Linked DNA regions of Homo sapiens: region 1 is linked to region 2. The links are chromatin contacts, found by Hi-C or POLR2A ChIA-PET in ENCODE. All regions are on one chromosome and are shown on one strand. The core of a region is the stretch at or near the end of the contact, and the rest is flanking DNA. Distances in the headings are between cores, read along the strand shown. Region 1 holds the start of GPRC5A (G protein-coupled receptor class C group 5 member A). Region 2 holds the start of MAGOHB (mago homolog B, exon junction complex subunit).

Region 1 (4,942 bases), core at 2,216-4,715, 2.3 Mb after region 2:
TGAGTTCTGGGACTTCCTGAATGAGGCAGACCCAGGCCCGTGATCTTGGGCCATAGGCCCCCTAACCCCTGCCCACACGTTGCTGGCCTTGCAGCTGAATGAAGGTCCTCTACACCATCAGATCAGCCTCTCTTTTTGGGGGAACATGGCGCCCTTATTGTGGGGCTCTCTCTTCTCCTCTCCTCATTTCCAGTCTGGTGAGCTTTCTTCTGTGTTGCTCAACAAAGCTACCCATCACTTTCAACCGGGTGACACTCTAAGGATGATAACTAGAGTTGGGAGTGAAACATGGGTCTCCAGACCCCCGTCCTACTGTTTCTTTCATTTATTCCCAAGAACCCTCAACCTTGGTCTGCAGACCATTTTAATAGGATGAGAGACCTAGGAAGTGAATGATTCCATCTACTGGTCCTGTCCTTCTTCTCCTCTGGGGCATCTCAAAATCACTCAGATACCCCAGAATCACTCAGCTATTCCACCTGCCCTAGTCCTCCCTGTCTTCTTCCAGAGAGCCAGCCCCCAGGGACACAGGTGCAGGGCCGGGACTGGGAGAGGCAAGCAAGGGGACTAGAGCTCAGGATTTAAAGGGGCACTCACTCTTAAAGTTGTGGAGTGCCTCCTTGAAATCTGTGCTCTGGTTGCCTCATTGGCCTCATCTAGTCCTGGCTTTGTGCAGGCAGGTGTCTCCATAAAGGGATAGGAGGAGACCAAGAGGTTAAGAGGAGAGTAGAAAAGAGAGTACTAAGAGGACAAGGTGGGACATCCAAAGTCAATGGCACTACTCAGGAGGCTGAGGCAGGAGGATGGCTTGAGCCCAGGAGTTGGAGGCTGTAGTGAGCTATGGTGGCCTGTGAATAGCCATTGCACTCCAGCCTGGGCAACATAGTGAAACACTGTCTCTAAGAATAACAACAACAACAAACAAAGCCAATAGCAAAGTGAAGAGCAATGACTGAAGACAGGTTCAGAACAAGCATCCCCACACATGCTCTCTGTCTCACACACCCTGGACCTGCCAGACAGATACCATCCAGAGAACAGTGAACAAAGGAAAGATCAAATACACTCATCACATTCTCATTAGGAGGACCTAATGGGAATGTGGTCCTGGGGAGGGGGTGTAGAGATAGGGTAGGATCCCCAAAACCACATCATCTTTGTTCTTTCACCATCCTCAGACTTGACGTCTTTTGCTCGATGTCATGAAACTCACCCTAGACATGGTGATTCAGACTCCGTGCTGGAAGAGCCACCAGGGACAACTAGTCCTCACTATCCAGTGTGGTAGCCACAAGCCACACACACTTTTTGAGCAATGGAAATGTGGCTGGTCCACACTGACAGGTGCTTTAAATATAAAAGACACACTGGGTTTTTGAGGATATAGTTGGAAACCAAAGAAGTAAAATAGCCCCTTAATATTTTTAAAAATATTGATTACATGTTGAAATGATCATATTTGGGATCATATTTGGGTAAAAAATATACAGTGTTATTAAAATTAATTTTCCTGTTTCTTTGTACTTCTTTTAATGTGGCTAGAAATTTAACATGACATATGTGGGCCAGGTGTGGTGGCTCCCACCTGTAATCCTAGCACTTTGGAAGGCCAAGGCTGGAGGATGGCATGAACCCAGGAGTTTGAGACCAGCATGTGCAACACAGCGAGACCTTGTCTCTATAAATAATAAAAAGAATTACTTGGGAGGCTGAGGCGGGAAGACTGCTTGAGCCTGGGAGGTAAAGGCTTACAGTGAGCCATGATGGTATCACTGCACCCCAGCCTGGGTGACAAAGTGAGAGTGTCTCAAACAAGAAACAAACAAAAAAATTAGCCAGGTGTGGTAATGCACACATGTGGTCCTGGGTGCTTGGGAGGCTGAGGTGGAAGGATAGCTTGAGCCTGGGTGATTGAGGCTGCAGTGAGCCGATTGTGCCATTGTACTCCAGCCTGGGTGACGGCGAGACCTTGTCTAAAAAAGAAAAAACACACAAAAAATAAAAAACAAATGTGGCTTATGTTTGTGGCTTGAATTATAGTTCTATTGTACAATGGTAGTCTAGTTCAACTTCTTGAACAGACGAGAACGCTGGGGTCCGGAGAGAAGCCCTGACTTAGCGGATGGCACACACTATAAAGCACTGTCATTTGCAGTCCCACCAGTCTCTCAGTACCCACCCCCACTCTGCCACACACACCCCTGGGAGTCTTAGGTGTGAAATGGGTGGACTCACAGACCCCTGGGCTGCATACCTCAAAGTGTTCCAACACTCAAGGCACTGCCTGTGGTTTTTTGGGAGTGAAATAAAAACCTAACAATGGTGGGGTCACAGTCTCCAGTAGGTCACATTTTAAAAGCACTTTAGGCTCTGGAGACTTGGGGTGTGGGGAGAAGTGAAGAGAAAGCTGGGGAGCCCTGGGCCTTCCCCCATTTCTTCATATGCAGAATAATCCAGATTAGTTTACCAAGCGCGCTGATAACCACTTTAAAAACAGAGTCCCTCCTGCCTCCCCGTGGCATGGGGTAGAACCTGGCTTGAGCCCCGACACAGGCGGGCAGCCACTCCAGGATCGTTCCACACGTAAACAAAGACGAGTTTCGGTCCGATTGGCTTGATCCTGGAAGAGGAGTGGGCAGTGGAGGGAGGGGAAACCAGGCACCAAAGCAAATTCCTTCATTTCATAATTTCATCTGGCGCCCCCGTTCAATCAGCCTGCATTGTCGAGGCTTTAGGAGAGGCAGTTAGGAAAGGAGAGATACTGATCTCTCAGCCCCAGGGCAGCACTAATGGTGCCTGTCTAGACTCTGACAGGTGGAGCTGCTGAGCTAACTACGGACCTGGTGGGGGAAGTTTTCCTTGGCTTTCACGTGGCTTTGGCTGGGGAGCCCTGAGAAGGTGGCTGCCTCCTTTTTCTGAAGCCTGGCTTCCCATACGGCAGTGGCTGGGGGAGAGTGATGGAGAGAAAGGCTAAGCTAAGGTCAAAGAAAGTGGAGGAAGGCTGGCTTGTCCCGCTGGACTTGACGGCGGAGCTGCTGCAATCTCGCGGGCTGGGCCCTTGCCCCGGGTGGACCCGAGTGCCTGCGGGGAGGCGGGTGTGGCTCCCCCGGGAGGTGACAGCTGGCGGGGCCCGTAAGGAGCTGGTCTGCTCCGGCTCCCCTCTCGTAGCCGGCGCCCTGGGACCAGCGCGTGAGCACGTCTCGGAGGAGTCCGATGCGCTGGGCAGGGCCGGGTGGTCACCCCCGCCCAGCTTCCAGGGGTGACTGTGCCTCTGACGTCAGACGGTTTTTGGGTCATTCCCTGGCACGGGGACTTTATTTTCATAACAGCATGAAGTGCCGTGGAACTGGAATAGGCGTGTCCTCTCCCTCGACCCTCCCCCTCCTTGTCCCTCTGCTCACCCCTCGCTCGTTCCCTCCCTCCGGCGAGGGCCGCCTTTATAACAACTGCTCAGAGTGCGAGGGCGGGATAGCTGTCCAAGGTCTCCCCCAGCACTGAGGAGCTCGCCTGCTGCCCTCTTGCGCGCGGGAAGCAGCACCAAGTTCACGGCCAACGCCTTGGCACTAGGGTAAGTGAGGCGCCAGGAGCCCAGAGCGCTGGGGCCTCCGGATTTAAATCGTCTGGGGAGAGCGGGGCGTTGGGAGGGGTGGGATAGAAGAGGAGAGAAATCCTGGTAATGGAATACAGTTGGCTATGAGAAAAAAATTCCCTAGGAAACAGTTCCTCTAGTTTAACAACTCAGATTTTTTTTTTTTTTTTTCCCCTTTGCGGGTTTCCTAGGCTAAGATAGAGGCAGAGAGCAAAGAGATAATCAGGGTAATAGTTTCTGCTCGGACACATTCTACAAACTTTGAGTAGATGGAATCCGGCCAGGCAGGAGGTGAGCAGCTCTGGGATCACTCTGCAGGAAAAGAATAGAGGGAGAAAGATCTCAGAGGACCCGAAGGTACTGGGAGTGGAGGGGGAGTGGGAAACAAGGGGCAGGGGCAGGAGGGAGGACACGGTGACAGCTACTATTTTACCCAGATGCTGCAAAAAGCCCTTCTGAGTTTTGGGAATTAGATCTAGAAGCCCATCCCTTTTCTCTTGATGTGTGGGCGGTCAGTTCCACTCTGGTGTGCCTTGAGTTGCTCAGAAACCTGGGACAGATGAAAGTTGAATGTGCGCTGAGAGTGCACCTTCCACTACCGACTTTATGGATAGGATTTGGGAATAGCATAGATGCTGTTCCATCTGGTCCCTTAAACATCCATGGGGAAGGCTGGCAAATAGCTTTATTTTATTTTTTGAGATGGAGTTTCACTCTTGTTGCCCAGGCTGGAGTACAATGTTGCGATCTCAGCTCACCGCGACCTCCACCTCCCGGGTTCAAGCGATTCTCCTGCCTCAGACTCCCGAGTAGCTGGGATTACAGGCATGCACCACCACTCCTGGTTAATTTTGTATTTTTAGTAGAGACGGGGTTTCCCCATGTTGGTCAGGTTGGTCTCAAACTCCCGACCTAAGGTGATCTGCCCGCCTCAGCCTCCCAAAGTGCTGGGATTACAGGTGTGAGCCCCCGCGCCCGGCCACAGATAGCTTTAAACATCCATGGGAAAGGCTAGCTAACAGCTGAAACCTGCTCAGAATCAAGGAATTTGAAGGACTTTCCATTCCTGACTTCTTTCCATTCCTGATTGTCTCCTCAGAGGCTTGTGTAAACACCACACCTGTTGAAGGGTTCGGCCGAATCAGCCACTGCTGTGGGTTCATTCCTGAAGGGGAACACTTCAGCTACTTCAGACACAATGGGCTAGGGACCACGGGAGGGGTGAGGGCGGAGGGGGCACACACCCTCCAGGTTTGCATGCCGGTGTCTGCTAGGTGAGGGAAGGAATGAGGGGAAGGAAGGGCCGGGAGAGGCGCTACGTGGGAAACAAGGGACCTCTCCAAGGGCGTGGAG
Region 2 (5,115 bases), core at 2,555-5,054:
CACTTAAAGAATCACTAAATACAAACCTGTCGGCCAACCCTATCAGGGGGAGGCCACAAAGCATCATCTTCTTTTGTAATTTCACTGTCATCAATAATTCTCTTCAGTTCTTCCATTACACTCTTGTGCACATAAGCCTAAAAATTAATCATAATAAAATGAGATAATGCCCACCTATGTCACCCCTCAACTCAGAAAGAAATGAGTTACAAACCCTGAATATCCAAATAGAGGAATATAGAAAAATTTAATTGATTCCAAAAGTAGAGGAGACAGAATCACTTATCCTTGTTACACTGCTTTTCTTCATCTCTTGCCCTTTCCTTTCACATACATTTTTTCCCTCTTCTCATCATTACCTGTCTTTCAAACACTGTATTCTGCCTTTGCAACACTGAGATCCAAATACCCACAAGTGGTTAACTTGTGTCATCACAAGATCTATAAGGTGAACTGTAATAAATGCAAGTATACTGAGGCAGGAGAATCGCTTGAGCCTGGGAGGCAGAGGTTGCAGTGAGCTGAGATCAAGCCACTGCACTCCAGCTTGGGTAACAGAGCGAGACTCTGTCCCTAAATCAATAAATCAATAAATGCAAGTGTAGTTCACGTCAAGGTTAGTTCTCTGAACTTTCTCATTCCTATGGATGCAAACACTGTATCTAATTTAAATGGAAACTCTTTCAATCTATAAATTGCCTTCTTCTTTACAATATAGCCTTAGATGTACTTTTTTAAATTCAACACAGACTTGAAGAAAATGGGCTAAATGCAAAAAAAAAAAAAAAAAAAAAAAAGACATTCACATAGAACTTACCTCTTTTCTGATCATGACATCATTTTTGTAATTGCTGTTGTTGGCATATCTAAGCTTTCCTGTGGGAAGTGGAAAAAAATCAATTTATAATAGCAAAAACTGCTAAAAAAATTAACATCATATACAATTTTGAAGGTAAAGACCATTTTATACTACTATTTTTATTAATATTTCCTCCCTCCTTGTGTAAGATCATTGCTAGACATGTAGACAATAAATGTTTGCTGGTTAAGTTTGCTGAAGTTGAAGCTAGCCAAATATTTAAACAGCCCATGCCTACAATATATATTGGGTCATTTTTAAGGCCTATTTTCTTAAGCTACATCATGAACTAGAAAGAGAATCTGCAAAAGGCACTAAGATTCCTTTAAAGTTTGTTATATGTCTGTATCGGTGCTAAGTGCCTCACCCAGAGCATTTAATCTAATCTGTAAAACAATCCCAAAAATCGGGTTTTATTCTCTCACCTATTCATAGGAGAGAAAACAAAGTTAAGTAACTTAACCAGGGTCACACAAGATTCAGATCTAGATCTACTTTCTTTCAATACTCAGGCTTTCCCCACTACACCAAAATGTTCTCTTTTAAAAATTTTTTTCCTTCAAATGTATGCATGCAATTATAATGCAGACATTTTAGAATTATGACTAGGAAGCATACAAACGATGCTTCTGGATCAAAGTTGATGAGTTTGTTAGCTAGTTTATATTTAATTTTAATCCATCATGATTGCTGTATTATCTGATGTATGCTTCCCCTTATGGCTAGTCAGTTGCCCAGACACAGCTATAATGTGCAACAGGTACTCTAAAATGATAGAAATGACAGTCTTTGATGGCTTGGCACCAGGCACAGTGGCTCATGCCTGTAATCCCAGCAATTTGGGAGGCTGAGATGGGTGGATCACCTGAGGTCAGCAGTTAGAGACCAGCCTGGCCAACATGGAGAAACCCCGTCTCTACTAAAAATACGAAAAAATAGCCAGGCATGGTGGCCCATGCCTGCAATCCCAGCTACTCGGGAGGATGAGGCAGGAGAATCGCTTCAATCCACGAGGCGGAGGTTGCAGTGAGCCGAGATCGCACCACTGCACTGCAGCCTGGACGACAGAGCAAGACTCTGTCTCAAAAAAAAAAAAAAAAAAAAAAAAAAAAGAAAAGAAACGCGTCTTCGGGAGGCTCAATATCACCAATGGAAGTATGTGTAACAGTGTAGTGGCAGATACATTGATTAGAACCACTGTTCTAGCATAAAACTTCCCTGATAATATTCAGGTACTTAATTCATGTGACCTGCTAAAAGTGATAGGGACAAGCTTGATGGTGTTCGCAGGCAGAGGAACTGAAAATAATACTACATAAAGAATAGATGAATTCAGGTAAATTTAGCTGAATTTATGGGGACGGTAAGGTTAAATACAGTGATTAAGGTTTCTAAATAATTGCAGGGCTGGCCCGGTGGCTCATGCTTGTAATCCCAGGACTGTGGGTGGCTGACGCTGGTGGATCCCTTGACCTCAGGGGTTTGAAGCCAGCCTGGGCAACATGGGGAAACCCATCTCTACAAAAAATAACATAACATAACATAACATAACATAACATAACATAACATAACATAACATAACATAATTAGCTGGGTGAGGTGGCGTGGGCCTGTATTCCCAGCACCTCGGCAGGCTGAGGTGAGGGATCACTTGCACTAGGGAGGGGGAGGTTGCAGTGAGCTGAGATCGTGCCACTGCACTCAGATCTGGGTGACAGAGTGAGACCTTGTTTCAAAATAATAATAATAATAATAATTGCAGGACTGTAGTTAACGTGAGTTCTGCCTGAAATGCTTGATACTCTTCTCCTTTCCTAATATACGTTCCTTCTCTAATTTTTTATTCTTGCTCTCACAGAACATTGTCCAAAGCCTGCTTATAGGACTTAATATGCATACTGCTTTATAGTTAAATGTCTGTGCCTCCCACCAAGACAAATCTGCTTTAGTTAAATTTGTCTTACTCATTACTGTACCTTAAAATTTTGTATTTGCTTGTTGTCCAGCACAAAACGTGCATTCAAAAAAACCCAAAAAATATATATCCAAATGAACTTTCTTGTTGCAGGTAGGCAAGATCAATGTAACATTCTCTAAGGATAGCGCTGTCAGAAAACACACTGTTGCACACTACTTGGGTAGCAGTTTCACCTCATCCTCTGCTCATACTGCTCTGGAAGTCTGTTTTTTTCTCTCAAAGGCCAAGTCTCTCATTTCGAGACTCATCTCAAGAGTGCCGTCCTCTAAGAAGATCTTCCTGACTCCCTCCTGTGGAACTTTACCTCTCCCCTCTTGCTTGGTACTCTTCATGCGTCCTATGGTGAACAATTACACGTAAACACCTAAAACATATTATTATTCTCATTTGTTAACACGTTGGGCTCCTCCCCTTCAAAGAAAACACACAGCCTAAATGAAAAAAAGGTACTGGTCACCACAAGATTTTATTCATCCACTGGACCACCCGCTGGTGGGGGTGTTTTCAAAAAAGTGCTAGCATTTTCAATCAGGGCGACGATCTAGAGTCCCTTCTGGTGCACTGTTACAGAATTCTGATTACTGTAGGTTCAACTTTTCAGTTTGTGACAGGATTAGCTTTAATTTATTGCAATTAATTCTCTTTCATTTATAAAACCAACTTATGCCTCCTCTATTCTTAAGCTCCTATTTCCTTCGAGGGAAGCAGTGGCCTCCGCCGCCTGTACCCTCCACACCACCCGGCCTCTCGGTCTCGCTCCCCTTTCCCAGCACCGCGTGCCGTGGGCCTCTTCTCACCGTCCGGCCGAAATTCGAACTCCAGAAACTCGTGCCCAAACTTGCCCTTGTGCCCTACGTAGTAGCGCAGGTAGAAATCGCTAGCCACAGCCATTTTTGTACCCGGGAAGCCCGCCGAAAACGCAGCCAACGTGTCCCCCGGCGCCTTGCAGTGACGTCATCGCGCGGAATAAGTGCGTCACCACAGGCGCTTCTCTTCCTCCTGCAGTGCAGCCCTAGACTAAAGCGTGAAAGCCGAGTATCGCGTGAGAGTCCGGAGGCGCTGAAGGGAGGGTCGCAGCGCCGTGACTTTCGCTTTACTAGGAATGGAGGCACATTGTTTTCAAAATAAAGATTACATTATACTAGCAAAGATTAGAAATGTGAGCATATGATAGTCTTTTTTATGGACTTAGAGCTAAAGGTTTGCAAGTCACTTTTACTTTTCTGGTCTCCCAATCCTTGCGGCGTTTGTGAGGTGGGTGTGGCTCTATGCCCCCTTTAACTGTGAGCTAAATAAAGATAAAGCTTAGAATCGAAATGGCAGACCGGGAATATAAACTATTTTTCTTACTTAATTTCTAACAGGGTGCTTTCCCTTTGGATAGCGATTGGTAGTTACCCGGGACCTCTAAGCCTATAATAATAGAGACAAAGTCAAAGGAATCCAACTCTTAAAACCCTCACACCCCCCACACCTGAAAAACCCTGACAGTCACCGTGCTTTTTTTAACAGCAGAACTTCTAAGGTTCTTAATTCATTCAATAAGGGTTAACTTTTAGTAGCCTGTGAAGTTTTGGCAATTTGACTTACGATACAATAATGGTTTAGCCCATTATTGTTTCTCGCCAGATAGAATTAAATTGGGGGAATGAAAGAATGCTCCAGTGTGGCGTAGTTTTTAAGGTAAGGGAAAGACTTTTACACAAAGTTTCCTTTTCAGATATTATTGATCACCCTTTTGTTATCAACACACAGAGTAATCCTATCTGTCGGTTGACAACCTTCAGTGATTTTTAGTAGAAAGTGGTGGAGAGAAGACCTGGGATTCAATCCCAACACTTAACAGCTAACTAACCTCGGGCAAGTGACTATCTCTAAGCCTGTTTGTTCATCAGCCTAATGCATATACAGCAATCTACATTGCCAAGCTCACAGAATTCTTGAGAGATCTAATGAGATAATATGTAAAATAAGCTTTAAATTTTATAAAACATTAGTTTTAACAAACATTTCCTATGTGACAGTTTGAAACTAGAAATAAGCCATTTGATCTGGTAGTCTAGAAAAGAAAGCAAACACGTAAGGCGAATACCAGCACAAGGGAGCAATTGCTATAATTAAGAATATATGTGCCATCCTGGCCAGCATGGTGAAACCCCGTCTCTATTAAAAATACAAAAAAATTAGCTGGGCGTGGTGGCGCGTGCCTGTAATACCAGATACGCGGGAGGCTGAGGCAGGAGAATTGCTTGAACCCTGGAGGCAGAGGTTTCAGTGA

Evidence for each region. Hi-C counts contacts between places; a loop is a spot of excess contacts on that map. ChIA-PET counts read pairs that join two places held with the same protein, here RNA polymerase II (POLR2A).
Region 1: a map of PC-9 shows a loop between it and region 2 (9-fold over the local background). The contact joins the promoter of GPRC5A here to the promoter of MAGOHB in region 2. A Hi-C loop is called at or near these places in 1 of 168 maps with a recorded cell type or tissue (PC-9). POLR2A ChIA-PET finds 5 or more read pairs at or near these places in 1 of 52 experiments (activated CD4-positive, alpha-beta T cell).

Annotation. Positions count from the first base shown.
Region 1 is chr12:12,888,097-12,893,038 of GRCh38, forward strand. It overlaps GPRC5A (G protein-coupled receptor class C group 5 member A), which reads left to right and starts at 3,466. Exons shown (of 4, transcript NM_003979.4): 1 at 3,466-3,568.
Region 2 is chr12:10,609,805-10,614,919 of GRCh38, forward strand. It overlaps MAGOHB (mago homolog B, exon junction complex subunit), which reads right to left and starts at 3,805. Exons shown (of 5, transcript NM_018048.5): 1 at 3,635-3,805; 2 at 818-876; 3 at 27-137. The coding sequence starts at 3,728. RefSeq lists enhancers at 2,862-3,741, 3,526-3,925, 3,742-4,619.